Regions from separate parts of the Mus musculus genome. Here region 2 is linked to region 1. The links are chromatin loops, found by intact Hi-C in ENCODE. Cell type or tissue: left cerebral cortex. All regions are shown on one strand. Each heading gives the region's core, and the rest is flanking DNA. Links, peaks and the distances in the headings are about the cores only.

Region 1 (10,017 bases), core at 721-8,720:
GTTGGCCGGAGTAGCCAATAGACTACAGCAGAAAGAATGGTGTTTCACTAAGCCAAGGCCTCTGTCTTGGTTGCCTTCCTGATCTTGAGTCACTCAGGCTGGGTAAAAATCAGAGTGCTTTTAAGAGACCTGTCTACCCAGACACTGAAGCCTCTGCCAGCAGTTATGAGACTCGGTCCAGCCTTCAGATGGCCTTAGGCCTGGCCCACAGTGTGACCCTCACCTCATGGACCACCTGCAGCTAGAAACAGCTAGAAAGTGAGGCAAACTTTAAATTGCTCTTGTGTGGTTATTTGCCACATGATAGCACCATGAGAGAAGCCCCGCTTCTGTGATGGAAATTCACATCGTGAAGCTGAAGGTTAGTTCACACCCCACTAAGCAGCCTGCAAACAAAGCCAAAGCAAAGATGGCAGCATTGAGAGCCTAAGTCTGCCAATGCTGGGAGTGTGTTTTTTCTCTTTCATTCATTCATTCATTCATTCATTCATTCATTTTTCAGTACTGGGGATTGGATCTGGGGCATCTTGCATGCACGTCAGGCAAGTCTTGTAACACTGAGCCGCAGTCCCAGAAATCTAAGTCTTTGAACACCAACCACCTAATTAACCAACCATAAAACCTAAAGCAGGCCTATTTCCGGCTGGTGAAGGTACTTACAGTACAAGTACAAGCTGCCGGAGGAGAGAACTGACTCTACAGAGTTACCCTCTGACCTCCATGTGCCCACACATACACCATGCACACAGTAATAAATTCAAAGCCAAAACATTTTAAAGCAAACCCACCTCCAAGCGATTTCCCTTACTGTCTAAGCCAATGAATGCAAACTGAATTTTCAGTGTGGTTCAAAGCTTCTAACTTGTCTGGGGACACATAAATATGTGAGTTTGCTTCCCTTTTGAGAAACTAAAAAGGAGTTGTGGGCCTGTTGGCCTGGCCTTTATCCTAGCACTTAGGAAGCTGGGGAAGGAGGCGTAAAAGGTCAGAGCTGGCATGGCCGCCTAGGGAGAAGTTCAAGCAGGAGTCAGCATGTGAGATGCTTTATGGGTGCCTGAAGGAGTGTTCCAGAGAGTAGCTACAGAGGGCTGGGGAGATGGGCAGGATGCAGGGTATAAGTCACAGGCATGGCACGGCTGGGGAGGCCAGGAAGGGGTTAGCCATTCTGGGCCACAATGGAAGTTCTTCACATGCCCTTCCCAGCCCCCCACTGGCGTCTCCCTGGAAGGCAGTGTCCTCTTGAGTACGCTTAGGAAAGCATTTATTCATTTGTTCAGTCAGTAAATTGTGGAGCAGCTGCTAAGTGCCAGAGGGATAAGGTGGTTAAGCAGAAACCAAGCCCAGAGGCTCTGAGCTTCCTGAAACGGCAGGAGGTGGACATTAATCAGACCACACAAACAAATATGAAAGTACAACGTGGGGTCAGTGCTGTGAGAGCTCGGAGCAGCAGGGTGTGCCCCAGGAGTCCAGCAGGTTAGCAAGCTAGGCCAGGTGGCTTTCACCTGGGGGGCTGGGTGTTGACTGGCAAGGTCAGCAAGGTGGAAAGGAGAAAGATGGCTCTCTAGGCAAGCAAAGGGCTGTGTGGGAAACAGCTACGTGCCTGTATCCATATGTGCATAAACATGATGGACGCGGTCTGGGGTTTTCCGATGAAAGCAGTACCCACTGCCCAGCAGAAGAGGCACTCTCTATTTGTTGAGTTAGACCCAATTCTTAAGAAGGAGCTTGCAGCCGGGCGTGGTGGCGCACGCCTTTAATCCCAGCACTCGGGAGGCAGAGGCAGGCGGATTTCTGAGTTCGAGGCCAGCCTGGTCTACAAAGTGAGTTCCAGGACAGCCAGGGCTACACAGAGAAACCCTGTCTCAAAAAAAAAAAAAAAAAAAAAAAAAAGGCGCTTGCTATGAGGGGAACCACATAGGTAAGGCCTTGGAAAGCTATGCTTACAAACTTAGGTTTTTATTCTCAGGACTCAGGAACCACTGAAGGCTGTTAAGTAGGGATGGTGACATAAGATTAGAGATTCATTAGAATACTCTTGGACTTCTGGGGGGAAACTGCTCAATAGGGGTTGATTATACACCAGGAGGCAAGAAGGGGTCACCAAGGTTCAGACAAAAAAAAATGTCACAGACCTGACCTGGATGAAAAGAAAATGGGTGGGGGCTGGAGAAATGGCTCAGCAGTTAAGAGCACTGACTGCTCTTCAGAAGGTCCTGAGTTCAAATCCCAGCAACCACATGATGGCTCATTACCATCTGTACAGCCTACAGTGTGTGTGTGTTAAATAAATAAATCTTAAAAAAAAAAAAGGAGAAGAAGAGAAAGTGGGTAACCAATATAGTCAATTGTTGAAGGAACAAGTTATTGGACCAGTGTGCTTTAATTCTAGCACTCAGAGGCAGAGCAGGTGGACCTCTGAATTCAAGACTAGCCTGGTCTACAGAGGGAGTCCGGCCAACTACAGCTACACAGTAAAACCATGTCTGGGGAAAAAAATTAAAAAAAACTCAAAGCAACTGGGCAGTGGTGGCACACATCTTTAGTCGGGATGGAGAGACAGGTTGATCTCTATGCATCCAAGGCCAGCCTGGTCTACAAATTGGGTTCCAGGACAGCCAAGGCACAGAGAAACCCTGTCTGGAAAAACCAAACCAAATAAACCAGATACACTGAGCTGGGGAGATGGTGCTGTTGGCAAAGTACCCATCTTGCAAACATTTAAGTTTGGACCCCACCATTTTGTCTACCCAGCCACCTCACCTGCCCCGGAGATTGTTTTTAAGTGGGCAAAACTTGATGTAGTCCTTAATAGAGGTCCATTAATAACTAAGCAGTATTTCAAACAAATACATAATTACAGCCTTGATAGCCCTGAAGCAGCTAAGTGTGTGGCATTAGAAAAACGAGTAAGAGATCTGACCCCAGTCATGGAGATGAAGCAGGGCATCCCTGAGAAAGGAGCTGGAGCTGAGATCCCCAAGAGTTCCTAGTGCAAAGGTTTGGGGTTTCAGGTAGAGGCAACTCTACAAAGGCCTGTAGTGAATGGGGCCGGGGTAGATGAACCATAGAAAATGAGGGGGGTTGGGTCTCACAGAGATAGGAAGGGCCAGCTCATTCAGGAACCCTGCCACCGAGGAATCTAATGTTTATTGCAAGCACACTGGAAGCACCGTGGGGTGGTTCATACCCGTGATCCCACAATCCCAGCACTAGTCATTCAGGCAGAAGAATTGCGAACTTGAGACCAGCTCTGACTATTCAGTGAGACTCTGTTTAAAGAACCAAAAAAGTAATAAACAAAACCCCAGGAGGTGGGGACAGCAAGATGACTCATCAGTGAACCCAGGAACCCCTCTAAAAGTACAGGGAAAGAATAGACTCTACAAAGTTGCAACTGACTTCCCCATGTGTGTCTCCCCACCCCCAACGCACACACAAATAACAATAACTTATTTAATAAAAGGAGCGGTAAGGGAGCTACTGGGACAGGTTCATCAGGTAGGGGATGTAACCAGGTTATCACGACTGTCACCTGGAAAAGGTATTGAAGGAAGAGTGGCAGTGGAACTTGCTGTAGAAATGGGTCCTAGTGACGAGATGCTGGGGACTTGGCTCACTGCGTGGTGGAAACCAAGAGATGGACAGAGTACACAGAAAAGCTCATTGGTCATGGGAAATGGAAAAAGGATCAACGACAACGACAATTCCAAACCTTCTAGGTCCAATCCAATCCCACAGACACTGGTATTCGTGTACAAGGAACGGTGGAAAGGACTTAAGGAGACCCACAGAAGTGTCACACAGAGAACTGTACAGAACTTGAGCTCAGGAGATGGGTTTAACCCATAGCCAGGGAGAGTGGGCAGCGCAGCGGTACATCTTAGAGGCATCTGCGGCAGAAGCCCGAGGGTGGCTCCCCTGGCACAGTGGGCCTTTTCCGGGAAGTCCTGGGGCAAAGGCTGCTTCCAATGAACTGGCTGGACCTGAAAGGAGGCTGGCTCAAGGTCTGATTTCCTGGTTTCCTTGCCAGAAAACTTAGGAATGTCCGGTCTATTCAAGACTCCGAGCGTCTCTGAGGAGATGGGAGGTGGAGGCAGGGGCCCACCCCATCCAGAGAAACCTCCTTTTCCCTAATGCTGCCCTTTTCCCAACAGGGTCAGAAAAGGCAGAGCCAGGAGGCCACAAAACGTTCTTGGCTCCTCCTCCAGCCGCCAACGTTCCTGAACCCTGGCTCTCTTACAACACCTCCCTCAACCCCTACACACTCTTTCTGTACCAAGATACCCTAGGCTCGCTAGTCCCCTGAGACGCTCTCAAAAGAGCATTCGCGGTGACTAACCCCTTGCCGGATACCCCGACCTCTCCATTAACGGGCATCTGTCTCCCCCTGGTGGTCAAATGAGCATGTACAGATGGAAGAATTGACACTGGCTCCCAGCTTTTTGCCAGGATATTTTAGACTGGTACCCTGATTTTGTTGGCTTCTATTTCCTCACCTGCAGATTGGGGCTTTGTGATGGAATGAAGCCATCGTATCGTTGATCTAACATATAGAAATGTTGACAGTCAGTCTGAGTGTGATGGTACACGCCTTCAACCTCGTAATTTGGGAAGTAAAGGGTGCAAGATGAGCCTCTGCTGCTCGAGTGAGTTCAAGGCCCTCCTGGACCGCGTGTGTCCTTGTTAGTCATGAAGCCTGTCCTCGGCTTTGGAGATCATGACATCCTCAACCCCTCTGTATTCCCCACCGTTCCCGAAATCACTCTGCTTTGGGGCAGACATACTATGATGTCCCAATTGACTAGGGCATTGAGCGTGAACCTGTTATTGTAGCACCAGTGGCAGACCTGGGCAAGAAGTATTCTAGGATGGAAAAGAAAAATAGTTATGCAGATTCGAGAGAGGAGATTGTCACGGGAGGCCTCCTATTGGAGCCCAAGAAGGCGATCCTACCACCTTTACTTCCCAAATTACAAGGTTCTAGGCCTGTACCTTGGGTGATGGCTTGACTGTTTCCTGGGGGCAGCTCCAGCCAGCCAGTTCTGGTCCACAGTTTTCAGGACAGATCCAAAAGAGCTAGGAGGTACCTCCCAAGGATAAGATCCCCGGCAAAGTCAGCCCTGGGTGTGGGTGCTAAAAGTATATGATTTGTGAATACTTGAGAACACACACAAGGGGCTGGAGAGGTGACTCAGTGGTTAAAACCATGGGCTGCTCTTTCAGAGTACCTGGGTTCAATTCCCAGCACCCACATGACAGCTTACAACTGTCTGTAACTCCACTTTCAGGGCTTCTGACACCCTTACACAGACATATATGCAGGCAAAACACCAATGAACATAAAAATAAATTATATATATATATATTTTTAAGACTTATTTATTATATGTAAATACACTGTAGCTGTCTTCAGACACACCAGAAGAGGGCATCAGATCCCATTACAGATGGTTATGAGCCACTATGTGGTTGCTGGGAATTGAACTCAGGACCTCTGGAAAAGCAGTCAGTGCTCTTAACTGCTGAGCCATCTCTCCAGCCCAATAAATTATATTTTTAAAAAACCACCTTGGACTGGAGAGATGGCTCAGTGGTTAAGAGCACTGACTGCTCTTCCAGAGGTCCTGAGGTCAAGTCCCAGCAACCACATAGTGGCTCATAACCATCTGTAATGGGATCTGATGCCCTCTTCTGGTGCATCTGAAGACAGCTACAGTGTATTTACATATAATAAATAAATAACTCTTAAAAAAAAAAAACTAAAAAAAAAAAAACAAACCACCTCATTATTGCTAGTAAGTCTGGCTCTACAGGACACCTCTGGCGTCCTCAGGAGTATACACATAAACACACACAAATATTTTATAGAAAAGAACATATATAAAAATAAATGTTGCTTTTCTTTTTTGATGATTTCCTTGAAGTAACATGTTAAGCAGTGTCAGGGTTGTTGTTATTGTTTTTTGGTTTTCTTGGGGGGGTGTTGGTGGTGTTTTTGTTTTGTTTTGTTTTGTTGTTGTTGTTTTTCAAAACAGGGTTTCTCTGTGTAGCCCTGGCTGTCCTGGAACTCACTCTGTAGACCAGGCTGGCCTCGAACTCAGAAATTCACCTGCCTCTGCCTCCCAAGTGCTGCACTTTAAGTGATTAAAGGCATTCGCCACCACTGCCCAGCATTGTTTGGTTTTTGTTTGTTTTGTTTCGTTCATTTTTTTTTTTTTAATTTATTTATTTATTATATGTAAGTACACTGTAGCTGTCCTCAGACACTCCAGAAGAGGGAGTCAGACCTCGTTAGGGATGGTTGTGAGCCACCATGTGGTTGCTGGGATTTGAACTCCTGACCTTTGGAAGAGCAGTCGGGTGCTCTTACCCACTGAGCCATCTCACCAGCCCCTGTTTCGTTCATTTTTTAAGACAGGGTTTCTCTGGGTAGCCCTGGCTGTCCTGGAACTGGAGACACCAGACTGGTCTTGAACATAGAGATCCACCTGCCTCTACCCGCTGAGTACTGGGATAGAAGGCATGCGATGCCACCACCACACCAGAAGAGGACGTCAGATCTCATTATGGATGTTTGTGAGCCACCATGTGGTTGCTGGGATTTGAACTCAGGACCTCTGTAAGTGCAGGCAGTTTTCTTAACCACTGAGCCATCTCTCCAGCCCACAAGGGCAGTTTTAAAATATCTTTCTAAGTGCTAAGGGCATAGCTCAGTTGGTAGAGTGTTTGCCTAGTACACATGAAATCTTGGATTTGGTACCCATCACCAAATAAAATGATTGTGGTACACACACACACACACACACACACACACACACACACACACGTAATCCCAACATTCAGGAGGTAGAAGCAAGAGGATCAGGCAGCCAGTCTAGGCTGTATGGAACTGTCTCTAAGTAAGTAAGTAAATAAATAAATAAGATAAATAAGATAAAACTTTTATCTAAAAAGAATATTTTATTGTTCTGAGTTCTAAATGGCTCTAGAAATGTGTGTGTGTGTGTGTGTGTGTGTGTGTGTTTCTGTTATGCATGTGTATTCTCAATTGTGCCTGCAGGGCTGAGGGTCAGAAGTCTAGGCTGGGAACTAGGACTCTTTAATGTGGAGCCTGCCTTAGGCTATTGAGTGGCTGGCCAGAGGGCTCTATTAGTCTCTGCTTCCCCACCTCTGGGCTGGAGTAACTAGCCATATCTGTCTTTTTGCATGGGAGCCGAGGACGCACTCAGGCCCCAGGGCTCGTACAGAAAACACACGTCGCTGCTGAGCCATCTCCCCCAGACTGCCACGAGGCTTTACAAATAACCCCATGGTAGTTCCGTGTCATCGAGCTCTGTGAGCCCACCTAACCTTTCCATCTCTAGGACAAGATGGGTTCCTAAGGGTTAAACAGCCATTTCAGAGTGAACAGGGACGGCATGAGGCAGTAAGAGTCAGCCTGATTTGATTCTACGTGTCTACGTGACACTTGGATTAGTTTAAAATTTACTGATGTGTCACTGCAGCTCAACAGTAACATACTAAAACTAAAGTTTTAGGCCAGGTGCAATGGCTCATGCCGTTAATCCCAGGACACAGGAGGCAGAGGCAGGTAGATCTCTGAGTTTGAAGCCAGTTTGGTTTACTTAGAGAGTTCTAGAAGAACCAGGGCTACAAAGAGAAATCCTGTCTCAACTCCCTACCTCAAAAAAAAAAAAATGTTTAGAAGCGCTTCCAGAGGCCCTGGGGTCAATTCCCATCACCCACATAGCAGCTGGAACTCTGCTGCCTCTTTCTGGCCTCCACAGGTACCAGGCACAGGCATACAGGCAAAACACCAATACACTAGAATACATTTATTTTTAGTCAAAAAATAAAGAAATAGAGTAGGAAGCATAAGGTGAGATATTTTTGTTTGGAAGTACAAACTGTTATTTTCTTTTTGATGCTCGGGATCAAACCCAGAGCTTTTTGCAAGAGGAAGCACTCTCACTGCGCCACACCACCTCACATGCTCCGACTAATGTCACTTTTTTTTTTTTTTTGGTTTTTTGAGATAGGGTTTCTCTGTATAGTCCTGGCTGTCCTGGAACTCACTCTGTAGACCAGGCTGACCTCGAACTCAGAAATCCGCCTGCCTCTGCCTCCGGAGTGCTGGGATTAAAGGCGAGCGCCACCACACCTAGCTAATGTCACTTTTAAAAAAGTACTTATGTAAGCGGAGTGTGGTGGTGCACACCTTTAATCCCAGCACTAAAGAGGCAGAGGCAGGCAGGTGTGTGTGAGTTTGAGGTCAGCCTGGTGTACACAGCCAAGTTCCTTAGACCCTACGTCAAAAAACAAACAAACAAACAAACAAACAAAAACCCAAACCAAAATAAAAATAAACAAACACAAATTCCACAAAGCAAAAATCACGTTTCTTTTGTCTTTTTTTTTTTTTAAGGATTTATTTATTCTTATATGAAAGCACACTGTAGTTGTCTCCAGAAACACCAGAAAAAGGCTCATATTTCATTACCGGTGGTTATGAGCCACCATGTGGTTTCTGGGATTTGAACTCAGAACCTTTGGAAGAGCAGTCAGTGCTCTTACCCACTGAGCCATCTCTCCAGCCCCTGAACGTGTGTGCTCTTGAGTGAGTGTATCACGCACAGCCTTTGAGTGGAACGCAGAGAACAACTTTCCAGAGTCGGCTCTCCCCAGCCACCGGGTGTGTCCCGGGGGTGGAACCCAGACACCTGATTCGAATGCAAGTGGCCCTTCAGTGGCCCTTCCTCTAAACAGATTCTGGCCCTCGTTTTGCGTAGGTTTATGCAGACCTAGGGATTTGCCCAGGGCCGTGTGAGCACTAGACAGATGGATGGTGGATGGTCTACAGCTGAGCTGCATCCTAAGCCCTCGGCTGCTTTGTTTGAAGCAGAATCTGAGCAGGGCCCTGGTGGCGCACGCCTTTGATCCCAGCACTTGGGAGGCAGAGGCAGGCGGATTTCTGAGTTCGAGGCCAGCCTGTCTACAGATTGAGTTCCAGGACAGCCCAGTCTTGGAAAAAAAAAAAACAACAACAACAACAAAAAACAAACAAAAGAAACATAATCTGAGTTAGGTCCTTTTTTTTTGTTTTTTGTTTTTTGTTTTTTTTTTGGTTTTTCAAGACAGGGTTTCTTTGTGTAGCCCTGGCTGTTCTGGAACTCACTCTGTAGACCTCGAGCCATCCAAAAAAAAAAAAAAAAAAAACTGGAATGCAGATTAGCTGTGTTTGCCTAGCAGAGGTCCTGGGTATCATTTCAAATGCAAATAAAAAAAAAGTACATACAATTAATTTTAACCGCCCCCCCATTTAAGGATAAAATCTTGATATACTATAGACCAGGCTGGCCTCAAACTCACAATCCTCCTGCCTCTGCCTCCTAAGTGCTCAGATTACAGGTATGTGTCACTAGTCTCAGTTCACTTTAACTTAATTTATTTTTTATTTTATTGAATGGGGTTACACAAATACAAACGGGGTGTTTGTTTGTTTGTTTGTTTCAGACAGGTTCTCCTGTAGACCAGGTTGGGTTTGACCTCATTGTATGGCCAGGAATGACCTCTAACCTCTGATCTTTCTTGTAGGGAACCCAGGAGTCAGCTCAAGGCACCCTAAGACCAAGTTCTCAGCACGAAGGAGATTTATTTACCCAGGAGGAGCAGAAAACAGGGATAAAGGATAAAGACAGGAGATCTTTAGGGAAGAGGGAAAGGGGGAAAAGATATGGGGAGGCAGGGAACTCACAGACAGACAAAGGACTGCTTCTGGACAGAGAGAAGACAGATGTTGGCACATAGGCAAATGTCAGTTTATAAAGGTTTGTTTTGTTCTGTTTTGTTTTTATTTTTCGAGACAGGGTTTCTCTGTGTAGCCCTGACTGTCCTGGAACTCACTCTGTAGACCAGGCTGGCCTCGAACTCAGAAATCCACCTGCCTCTGCCTCCCGAGTGCTGGGATTAAAAGTATGTGCCGCCACCACCTGGCTTCATTTGCATTATTTTTAAATG
Region 2 (10,017 bases), core at 2,018-10,017, 51 kb before region 1:
TCTGGCTTCCATGGGCTTCATTACACATGCTCGCCCACACTGAGCTACAAACCCAGCTAGCCCTGCACGGGGATGCCATCCCTGAGTCTCCTGATATAGCCCTTCCATGTCCCTCCGAGCCCTTCAGACCTGATCACAGTGCCACAGACCACTCCTAGTGGGCCCTTTCTCCTCCCTTGCCCAGTGTACTGCAACCAGCACAGGAATGGTTAGGTCCTGTGTCCCTAGAGCTCACTAAGCATAAAGAGCCCTGTATACCCGGTGGGCTCTAGCTACCTGACCCCAGCCTGCTGCCCAGAAATTGAGACAGCCCTGCCTCGTGGTCATGGTCTCCTATTAGAACTAAAAGGCCAGAAATAAAAGTCCTGGACGAGCCAGAGGCAGAGGACAGTTCCAAGGCTAGGCTAGGCCAGACTCCTGACCAGTCTGCCCAGCTCAGCAGCTAGACGCTTCTACCTTTGCTCCCTCTGGTCGTATCTGGACAACTGTGGTCAGCTCTGCCTCTCGCAACCTGTTCCTTGGCCCTCTCTGAGTCCGAAGCTTATGAGAAGAATCAGAAACTGCCAGGTAGTGGTGGCGCGCGCCTTTAATCCAGCATTAGGGAGGCAGAGGCAGGCGGATTTCTGAGTTCGAGGCCAGCCTGGTCTACAGAGTGAATTCCAGGACAGCCAAGGCTACACAGAGAAACCCTGTCTCAAAAAACCAAAAATAAATAAACAAACAAACAAACAAATAAAAAAGAGGATTGTAGGCTGTCCAGTGAGGACTCAGAGACTACTGCAGTCCTGAGCAGAGGTACCAAATGTATGGGTGGTTACACTGAACCAGACCAGGCAGATACCCTTCCTTATGTAGCCCCTGCAGCACAGTACTGGCATGGGCCTCTTGGTTCAGAGATCAGCCTTAGTTTGAGGTCCAGAGCCACCTCTGTGATTGGGGGCAAGCAGCCTCATTTCTTAAAGCCTCAACCTTCTTCTCTGCAAAGGAGGGAACTATGGGGGGCAGTCCCTAACGACTGTGGCACTCAGTGCACACTTTGAGGTCATTGGTATTAATGTCTCCGCTTGGCAAGTGGGGAAACTGAGGCTTAGAGGGATTAACTGTCTTACTCATGGTGGTCACACAGATGAGAAGGAAGTGAGTTGGCGTCCCAGGGACTCTCCCTGTGCCAGAGGGTCTCTTTGAAGAGACAGCAACTGTGCCAATTGCCTAAAGATACAAACGTCTGTCTGTAAGTATAAGCCTGGAAGGCTTCACCAAGAATCTGACCATTCTGGCACTCTGATCCTAGGCTTTCCAACCTTCAGAACTGTGAGAAATGAACACTGTTCGAGCCAGAGGGAGAGAGAATAATAACAGAGGGTTTAATAAAAGTCTGGGGAGTAGTAGTGGCTCAGACAAAATCAGGCGCTGACTTAAAATAAATGTCAGGAATCTTTATCACCAACATTTAACAACAATTCATGTTACTAATCCTCGTTTCCATTACCACGGTTCTCCATTCCTAAATTTGTTTTGTTATACCAATGTAAAGCACCCCCCAGCCCCCGCGTGCGCGCGTGCACCCCTCCATCTCCAGTCGCGTCCGCTGAGGCCCTGGATAAGACACCCCCCTTTGCCACCCTTCTGTCTGGCAAACTGAGGGAAGGGATGTTTGCACAGATGTGTGGCCCGGGGCATGCAAATAGTCTGGGAGGGGGGTGGCGTTGGCAAATTCCTGTTCCACCAGGGACCGCCCCCCACTCCTACATCTGCTAGAGGACCAACCGGACTCCTGGTTCTGAGATTCCTAGGAAGTTCATCTCTCCTCTAGCTCGATGCTTTCAGCCATTTTGGTTGTCAAGGGCCTGTTTCTCCACAGCGGAGGAAAATGGAGCTCTCCCGCCACCTCTCCCCACCACCCCCACGCCCTCCGCCCCTTGTACAGTTTCCACCCCAGGGGATTCTTAGCTCCAGCTTCAAAAATCCCAGTAATGCAGTGGAAATTAAAGTTACCTTAACTATTCTAATCTTATAACAATTTTGCTTCAATCAACATCTAAATGTGACCACATGTGCCCAGACCACCCGGTGGCCTGCTTGAAGGTGGGAGGTGAGTTCTGGGGGTTAGAAGACAGCAAGAGTCTCTCAGGCACTGGCGGGGCTTTCTGGCAGGGGGTGAGAATCTAAAGGCCATTGGATCTGTCTTCTGTGGTCTCCTGACCTGCCTATACTGAGCAGCCTTCCTGTCTTCATGCTCCCTGGGGCGGGCCCTCTACTCTCCTCAACAAGTTGGCAATTGTTCCAGGGGAAGGGCCAAGAATAAGGATGCTCTATAGACAGGTGGAGTCAAGAGTTGACTATGGAGGTTCCCCCAGGGCTCCCCACTAATGTGGGCATCTAGCCCTGCTAATCATCTTGAAATTCAAAATAATTTCTAAACAAAGGATTCTGTGTCTCTGTCTCTGTCTGTCTCTGTTTCTGTCTCTCTGTCTCTCTCTGTTTCTCTCTGTCTCTCTCTCTCTGTGTGTGTGTGTGTGTGTGTGTGTGTGTGTGTGTGTGTGTGAGCTTGGGTATGCACATGCTGTGGTGTGGAAGTGGAAGTCCAACGCTAACCACTTGGTGTCAGCCCTTGTCTTCCATCCTGTTTCAGACAGGGTCTCCTGTTTGCCACCACCTACATCAGACTATCAGGCATGTGCCACTGTGTCTGGATTTGTGTGGACTCTCCATGCACACGAGAGGACCTTGCCTGCTGGCACATCCCCCTGGCTCCACATTTTCATTTTGTACTGAGTCCCCCGATTATGCACAGGGTCCTGTGGATTTACCCACATCCTCCTCTTCCTCAGAGCCTTTCCACCTCTGACACAGTCAGCACTTAGTGAACATTTACTGAGCGCATACCTTGTACTGAAAAGCTATGCTAGGTGCTTGGGGGTTCAGCAATGAGCAACACAGATACGACATCTTCACAAGACTACCCTGCCACAACCCTCCTCACACACTCATGCATCCATATGCTGGCTTTGCAAGACAGCTCCCCGGTAACAGCCACATTAATTATAACTGCCAATCAGGGATTTCTGTGTCTACGCTAAGAAGTTGACACACTGACCTTCTTTTGTCGCACCTTTCAAACAGCAAGTAAGTGTTTTCGTAATGGCGTTTCCTGAAAACACAGGCTCAGCATCCACAACAGATGTCCAGCGGCCACAGAGGGCAGAGCTGCGACCACTCACCTCTCACTTTCAGCTTCTCCTCCCCTTACACTGCTTACAGCAATGGGCAGAAGCTCCTGGCAAATACAGTTGAGTCTAGGCCAGTTAATATAGATCTGTTTGTTTGTTTGTTTGTTTTGTTTGTTTGAGACAGGGTTTCTCTGTGTAGCCCTGGCTGTCCTGGAACTCACTCTGTAGACCAGGCTGGCCTCAAACTCAGAGATCCACCTGCCTCTGCCTCCCAAGTGCTGGGATTAAAGGTGTGAGCCATCACTGCCCTGCCAAAACATATTCTCTTTTAATGTGTGGATGCTTTGCTTGCGTGTAAATCTGTGTACTGTGTGCACATCTGGTGCCTGTGCAGGCCAGAAGGGGGCTTCTGTCTCCTTGGAAAATGAGTTAGAGCTCATTGTGAGCCCCCGTGAGTGTGCTCTGAAGGGCAGTCACTGCTCTGCACCACTGAACCATCTCTCCAGCCCTCTGGTTTTTACATTTATTATATGTGTGCACACTCTTGTGTGTCACAGCACATGTGGGGGATCAGAGGACAACTTTCAGGAATTGATTCTCTCCTAGCATGTAAGTTCTAGGGGGTCAAACTCAGGTTATCAGGCTTGGTAACGCCTGTCTCTGCACGCTAAGCTATTTTGCAGGCCTTTTCTCTGTCTCTGTCTCTGTCTTTCCTCTCTCTCTCTCTCTCTCTCTCTCTCTCTCTCTCTCTCTCTCTCTCTCTGTGTGTGTGTGTGTGTGTGTGTGTGTCCAGGGCTTCTCTGTGTAGCCCTGGCTGTCCTGGAACTCACTCTGTAGACCAGGCTGGCCTCAAACTCGGAGATCTACCTGCCTCTGCCTCCCGAGTGCTGGAATTAAAAGTGTGTGCCACCACAACCCAGCTTACATTTTAATTAAAGAAAATATTCAAACTCTGGTGGCACATGCCTGCAATCCCAGCACTAGGGAGACAAAGGCCGGAGAATCAGTTTGGGGTTACCCTCTTCAACAAGATGAGTTTGAGGCCTGAGGCCATTCTGGGCTACATGAAACCCTGCCGCAGCAAAATACAAATAAAAATGTCATAAGGTTTCCACACAAGCAAGCACAAGGAGACACAAACGCATCCACAACATGCTCAAGACAGAGGGAAACGCTCGAATCCTGATTACCGGGGTTCACGTGCGGCATGTACCAAGTACGGCTAGGTACCTCAGCCCTTCCTTTTTTGCAACACAGAATAGTCATGAGGTTGTAATGCTCTGAGGCAGCAGCTCCCCCAGCACTGGCAGACAGCGGCTCCCCCATAAATATTAGTGCTTGTTCCAGACCATGTGTGTCCACGCTCACATGCGTTCTCTTGCCCCCCGGCACATCTCTCCTCCCGGCCCCTCCTCTGGTCCAGCTCAGTTGGAGTCGCTGGCTCAGCTGACCCGTCCCAGCCAGGAGCATCAGGAAAAGAACAGCTGCTTCCCAGCATCCTCTGGGCTAACTTGGGCTAGCCAGTGCTGCGGTAAGAAGGTGCTTTAAGCACCAACAGGGGCCTCCACCCAAGCCAGGTACAAGGGAGCCCTGTGCCTTGGCTCCCTCCACCGCTCCTTACAACACTTTCCCCCCCAAGCTCTACTGCAGTAGCCCCCTTCCCTTCTCCACAGTAGAAACTTTCCTCTACTCCTGCCAGAGTGTAAATTGCCCCCAGGAATGTGCTGAACCCCACAGCTCCCCTTGCAATGGCCAGCGGCTGTCCTGGGGTCAGGCCTGGCCTTACATCAAAGGCTCAGGAGCGGGTAACTACGTGTCTCCGCCTGCCGCCACCCTCCCCTCCCACTAGCACTGGCTTCCAAGGAACAGCACATGGTAGCACTTAAGCTCCAGGAGGACGGAGGATGCTTTCCTACTCCCCACCTCTCACACGCCACAATGAACCACTTGTTAGGAGACTATTTTAATTTTACTTAATGCGATTTCAGCTCCTCAGGCCTCCGCTGCCGTCACTTCTTGGACCGACCCGGATGCCCAGTGAGGGAGGCCAACCTCCCAGGAGGTGCAGTCTGGATGTGGAGACCTCACTAAGGTGGGGTCTGGGACAGGAAGAGGACAGTTACATCAGGGTCCAGACCTGGGGCTGGGACTCTGGACTCCAATCAGGAAGGGGACTGGTTGAGGGAGGGCTCTGCACTAGCTAGCTCGTACAGTTCAGGAGGCCAGGCTGACTTTAGAGTGTGTGCTGCCAGAGAGCCTTGGCCAATAGATTCTTCCAATGCCTTGAGTGTAGCAGGCAGACGCCTAGCCTGGTGGCCGCGTGAGCTTTGCTGTTGGGTCTCGTGGAGGGTAATTAGAGAAGGATACTCCACGCTTTGACAAGCCTCTAAGATTTACCCCATCAGGTGCAACTTTGAGCAAATTAACAAAACAAAACAAAACCCTGGAGTCCCAACAGTCACTTTCCGGGATGCTCTGGTGACCTCTGGTGGCTACGAGCTGCAAAGCGTGGCTAGAGGTTAAGGCTCCCCAGAATCGCTCCTCACTAGTCGGCATTTCCATCCTGCCTCATCTTGCTGGAACAGAGTGGATGGTATAACAGGGAGGGTTGAACTACATTTCATTAACTACAGGGGTGAACACAAGGTGGGGGGGATAGGAAGTTAGGATGCTGGGGCATCCCCTCTCTACCCTTTAGTACCCTTCCCCCGCACCCCCCTCCGTGTGTACAGCTCAATTGTGGGGATATAGGTGGGAAAAAACAACTGCAGAGGCCTTGTTTCCATGGTTTGCAACTCCCATGATGTTTAAGGTATTTCTGGGAAAAGAGATATCCAAAAACCTCATGCCAAAATGGCTGCTGTGAAGCAGAATGTGGCACCCAGAGAGGAAAGAAGGAAGAGCCGCCATCCAAAGAACAGGGCAGGACGGCTGGGTTTTTACAGGGTCCACACAAACTACACAGAGCTTTTCCTGTGAATCCCAATCTCCTCACCCCCTTCATTCATTCATTCATTCATTCATTCATTCACATCTGGTAGGTCAGGATTATGGCATTATGCTGAGCCCCAACCAACTCCAGCTGACCAACACAAAGGGTCTGCCACGGAGCCCACAATTGTATCTGCAGGAAGAGAGAAAGAGGCTCCAAGGATGGAATCCTAGAGGGTCACCCTCTCTCTAGGGGGGGGGGGGGGGATAAATGTGACGTCATTCCCCAGTGGCCTACCACAGCTGAAGAAAGTCTTGTGCAAACCACCTTGTCCTTGAGCCCTCAGAACCCTGGTCTGATCCTTGTAAACCAAGCCGTGTTACCAGCATGGTGACCTGCCACACTCTTCTCGGGCATATTAACCAGGGCAAGCCTCAGTCCAGTTTCCCAATAACATGGCCAAAATTCGAGGCCCTAGGTTGCCCCAAAGAACAGGCCTGAGACAACCTCTGCCCCCTCTCTTTAAGAGTTACCTAGCGTCTGGAGAGAGGGCTTAGTGGTTAAGACAGTTGGGTGCTCTTCCAGAGGCCTGCAATTCAATTCCCAGAACCCACAGAGTAGCTCACACACAGACAAAACATCCATACACATAAATTAATTTTAGAACATTAAAAAAAAAAGGCCGGGCGTGGTGGCACACACCTTTAATCCCAGCACTCGGGAGGCAGAGACAGGCGGATTTCTGAGTTTGAGGCCAGCCTGGTCTACAAAGTGAGTTCCAGGACAGCCAGGGCTACAAAGAGAAACCCTGTCTCGAAAAAAGCAAACAAGCAAAAAAGACTATCGGCAAGAAGGCTTGGGATAAAGGCACCTGCTGCCACACTTGACAACCTGAGTTTGAACCTCAGAACACATGGGGTGGCAGAAGCCAAGTCTCAAAGGTTATCTTCTAATCTCCACAGCAGGCCACAGTATGTGGGCATATGAAAGCCCACACAAGTGCGCGCGCACGCACGCACACACACACACACACACACACACACACACACACACACAGAGTATCATTTTAACCATCTATCTAGCTCTGGTGAAAAGGATCTATATCCAGTTAGCAGGAGGATAACAAATTCAAGACCAGCCTAGACAACTTAAATCCTATTGTAAACAAGTGGGAGCTTTTGTTGTTTCGTTTCTTAAGTTTTTGTTTGTTGTTTTCAAGACAGGATTTCTCTGTGTACCCCTGACTGTCCTGGAACTTACTTTGTAGACCAGGCTGGCCTTGAACTCGGAAATCTGCCTGCCTCTGCCTCCAGAGTGCTGGGACTAAAGGTGTGCTCCAGATGCTTGCAAAGGTGTGTGTGTGTGGGGGGGGGCGGAACTGGGGATGAGCAGTGCAGAGCGCTTGCCTGGCTTGTTTGAGACCTACATTTAATCCCCTGCACTCATGGTAAAGCTATCCCAAGCCCCAAGGCTGGAGAGTGACCCTAAGAGCTAGTCAGCCATCAGAACTTCAGTCAAGAACAGGGATTGTGTGTCCTTCAAAGCCTGCGGTCTCCCTCCACTTGACAGCTTTATGACCTCAGGCGGCCGGACCTTGGCTTTCACCAATGAAAATAGAATCATCGACCAGATAGAATCAATCCAGCATCTGCTGTGTGCTGTAGGCAGGGCCGGCCCTGCGGCTCGCAGGCCCCACAGCTCCCACGCTCATTTCTAGTCCAACTCCACATGCTGAGCAGAAGGAAAACAGGACAGGATTGGGCTTCACTCAAGAATGTGTCTTTATTGAAGAATTTGTAAGAAAAAAGGATGGACCCTCCGTAAAAAGAGGAGATGTTGCCTCCAAACAGCAGGGAGGAATGAGACCTGGGCGGCTTCCCAGAAGCCGGTGTTTCCGGCAGGACTGGCTTCCGTGGCCTGGCAGACTACAGTGTCACTACAGCCAACAATTCTTACCCACCCCTTCCCAGCGTTCTCCCTCCCCTCCACAACCCAAGATTCCCTACAGCCATTTGCCAATGGCGTCATGAAGTCGCAGGAACAGATGCATCAGGCTCGTCCCTTAATGGGGTCAAAGTGGGCTTTGCTTTGGAAAATTCACAGGAATGTAAAATGGTTTGAGCTCTCTTAGTCCAACCAAGGGCAAGTACATCCTGCCCTTCTGAAGGGAAATGGAGCAAAGAACCCCCTTCTGAGGTGCATATTTGTGGGGCAAACAGACTATCAGTCTGCTCTCTATTAGCATGGAGGATGGAAATAAGGTTAGAAGAATATATAACATCAGTTTAAAAGTCACTGAGTTCCAGGGGCAGAGGAAGCGAGCGCCTGCCTCTCTCATCCCAGCAGGCATCCTCTTGGCTGCCCAAGTCCTAGAGATGCTTACTCTTCTCCAGCTGGGAGGTTGTCTTCAATCCGCCTGATGAACCTCATCCTGATTTCTGTCACGCCATCTCCCTTCAGAGTGTCCTGGACAAACTTGGCCTCCACAGCCATCTGGACCTGAGGAATAGAATGGACAGATGCCAAACCATAGCCTGTGGGACCCCTCAGTGAAGCTAGGTCAGAAATGCCCATGGAGGGAGGGAGGGAGGGGAGGGAGGAGGGGGAGAAGGAGGGAAGAGGAGGGAAGGAGAGAGGGAGGGAGGGGGGAGAGGGAGGGAGGGGGGAGAGGGAGGGAAGGAGGGAGAGAAGGAGGGAAGGAGAGAGGGAGGGAGGGGGGAGAGGGAGGGAGGGAGGGAGGGAGAGAAGGAGGGAAGGAGAGAGGGAGGGAGGGGGGAGAGGGAGGGAGGGAGGGAGGGAGGGGGGAGAGGGAGGGAGGGAGAGAAGGAGGGAAGAGGAGGGAAGGAGAGAGGGAGGGAGGGGGAGAGGGAGGGAGAGAGAGAGAGAGAAGGAGGGAAGAGGAGGGAAGGAGAGAGGGAGGGAGGGGGAGAGGGAGGGAGGGAGAGAGAGAGAGAGAGAGAGAGAAGGAGGGAAGAGGAGAAGGAGGGAAGAGGAGGGAAGGAGAGAGGGAGGGAGGGGGAGAGGGAGGGAGGGAGAGAGAGAAGGAGGGAAGAGGAGGGAAGGAGAGAGGGAGGGAGGGGGAGAGGGAGGGAGAGAGAGAGAGAGAGGAGAGGAGAGAGGGAGGGGGAGGGGGAGAGGGAGAGGGGGGAGAGAGAGAGAGCGTGTGCGCGAGCAGCTAAAATTCACTCTATAAATGTATAAAGCTTCCAAACTTTTTTAAAGGGAGTGATTCCTTCCCACAGAGACAGGATTGCCAGCCCCAATACTCTAACACCAAAGACAGTGACACCGCAAGCAAGCAAGAGCCCTCAAGCCTCTTAGACTGTGACCAGGTAACCAGTGGGAGACAGGGCTACCGTCCACGTTTGCAGGGAGCAGCACTGTCTCGGCAGTGTCAGGAAGGAGGGACTGTGCCTAGGCAGAGGTGTCTGACTTGGATCTTGTCTCGGCAGCACGATTCCCTTGGAGGCTGGGTAAGCCAAAGCCCTTTCTCTCCTCCTCTCAGCCATGCAGCTACCAAACAGCCAGCGAGCTCGGATGCTGTAGGAGGTAGAGATGCTCTACTCACCATCTCCAGGGCTCCCCGCAACACCCCACACAGGAGGTTGGAGTAAATGAGGGCCGAGTGGTTATCGGGAAGCTCCACAAAGTCCACCAGAGGGTTGTTTTCCAGGATGAGGGAGAATTCATCTCCGGCTGGGCTCCAGTTGGTGATGCTTGGAGTGATGCCCAGGTACATCTTGAACGCCACCTGTCGGGGACACACAACAGCACAATGGGGAACGGTGACAACTATGCCATTGGGAAGGGGTCGGAGGACAAAGCCGTGGCCTCTGAATCTTTAGAGATCTGGGGAAAGAGAAGCGCCCACGAGGACTCCCTCTTTCTCCTTCAGGCACCATACAGCAAAGCACT

The links. A loop is a pair of places that touch in the nucleus more often than their neighbours do. Peaks named below come from ENCODE experiments on the same cell type or tissue, not always from the same donor. Only the 100,000 strongest peaks of a DNase experiment are listed, where the experiment ranks them.
Region 2: it touches region 1 in a loop (6-fold over the local background); 34 of 42 quality-filtered maps call a loop at or near these places.

Annotation. Positions count from the first base shown.
Region 1 is chr4:126,221,523-126,231,539 of GRCm38, reverse strand. No RefSeq gene overlaps it. Among named protein-coding and RNA genes, the nearest start is that of Thrap3, 24 kb to the right of the region's middle. In left cerebral cortex, for the core only: a CTCF peak has its summit at 4,394 (motif pointing left); DNase peaks (open chromatin) are centred at 3,339, 3,918 and 4,380; H3K4me3 peaks cover 888 bases; H3K27ac peaks cover 910 bases.
Region 2 is chr4:126,273,726-126,283,742 of GRCm38, reverse strand. It overlaps Trappc3 (trafficking protein particle complex 3), which reads right to left. Exons shown (of 5, transcript NM_013718.2): 4 at 9,671-9,853; 5 at 7,860-8,601. The coding sequence ends at 8,482. Among named protein-coding and RNA genes, the nearest start is that of Col8a2, 8.1 kb to the left of the region's middle. In left cerebral cortex, for the core only: CTCF peaks have their summits at 5,654 (motif pointing left) and 9,851; DNase peaks (open chromatin) are centred at 5,639, 7,810, 9,597 and 9,793; H3K27ac peaks cover 437 bases.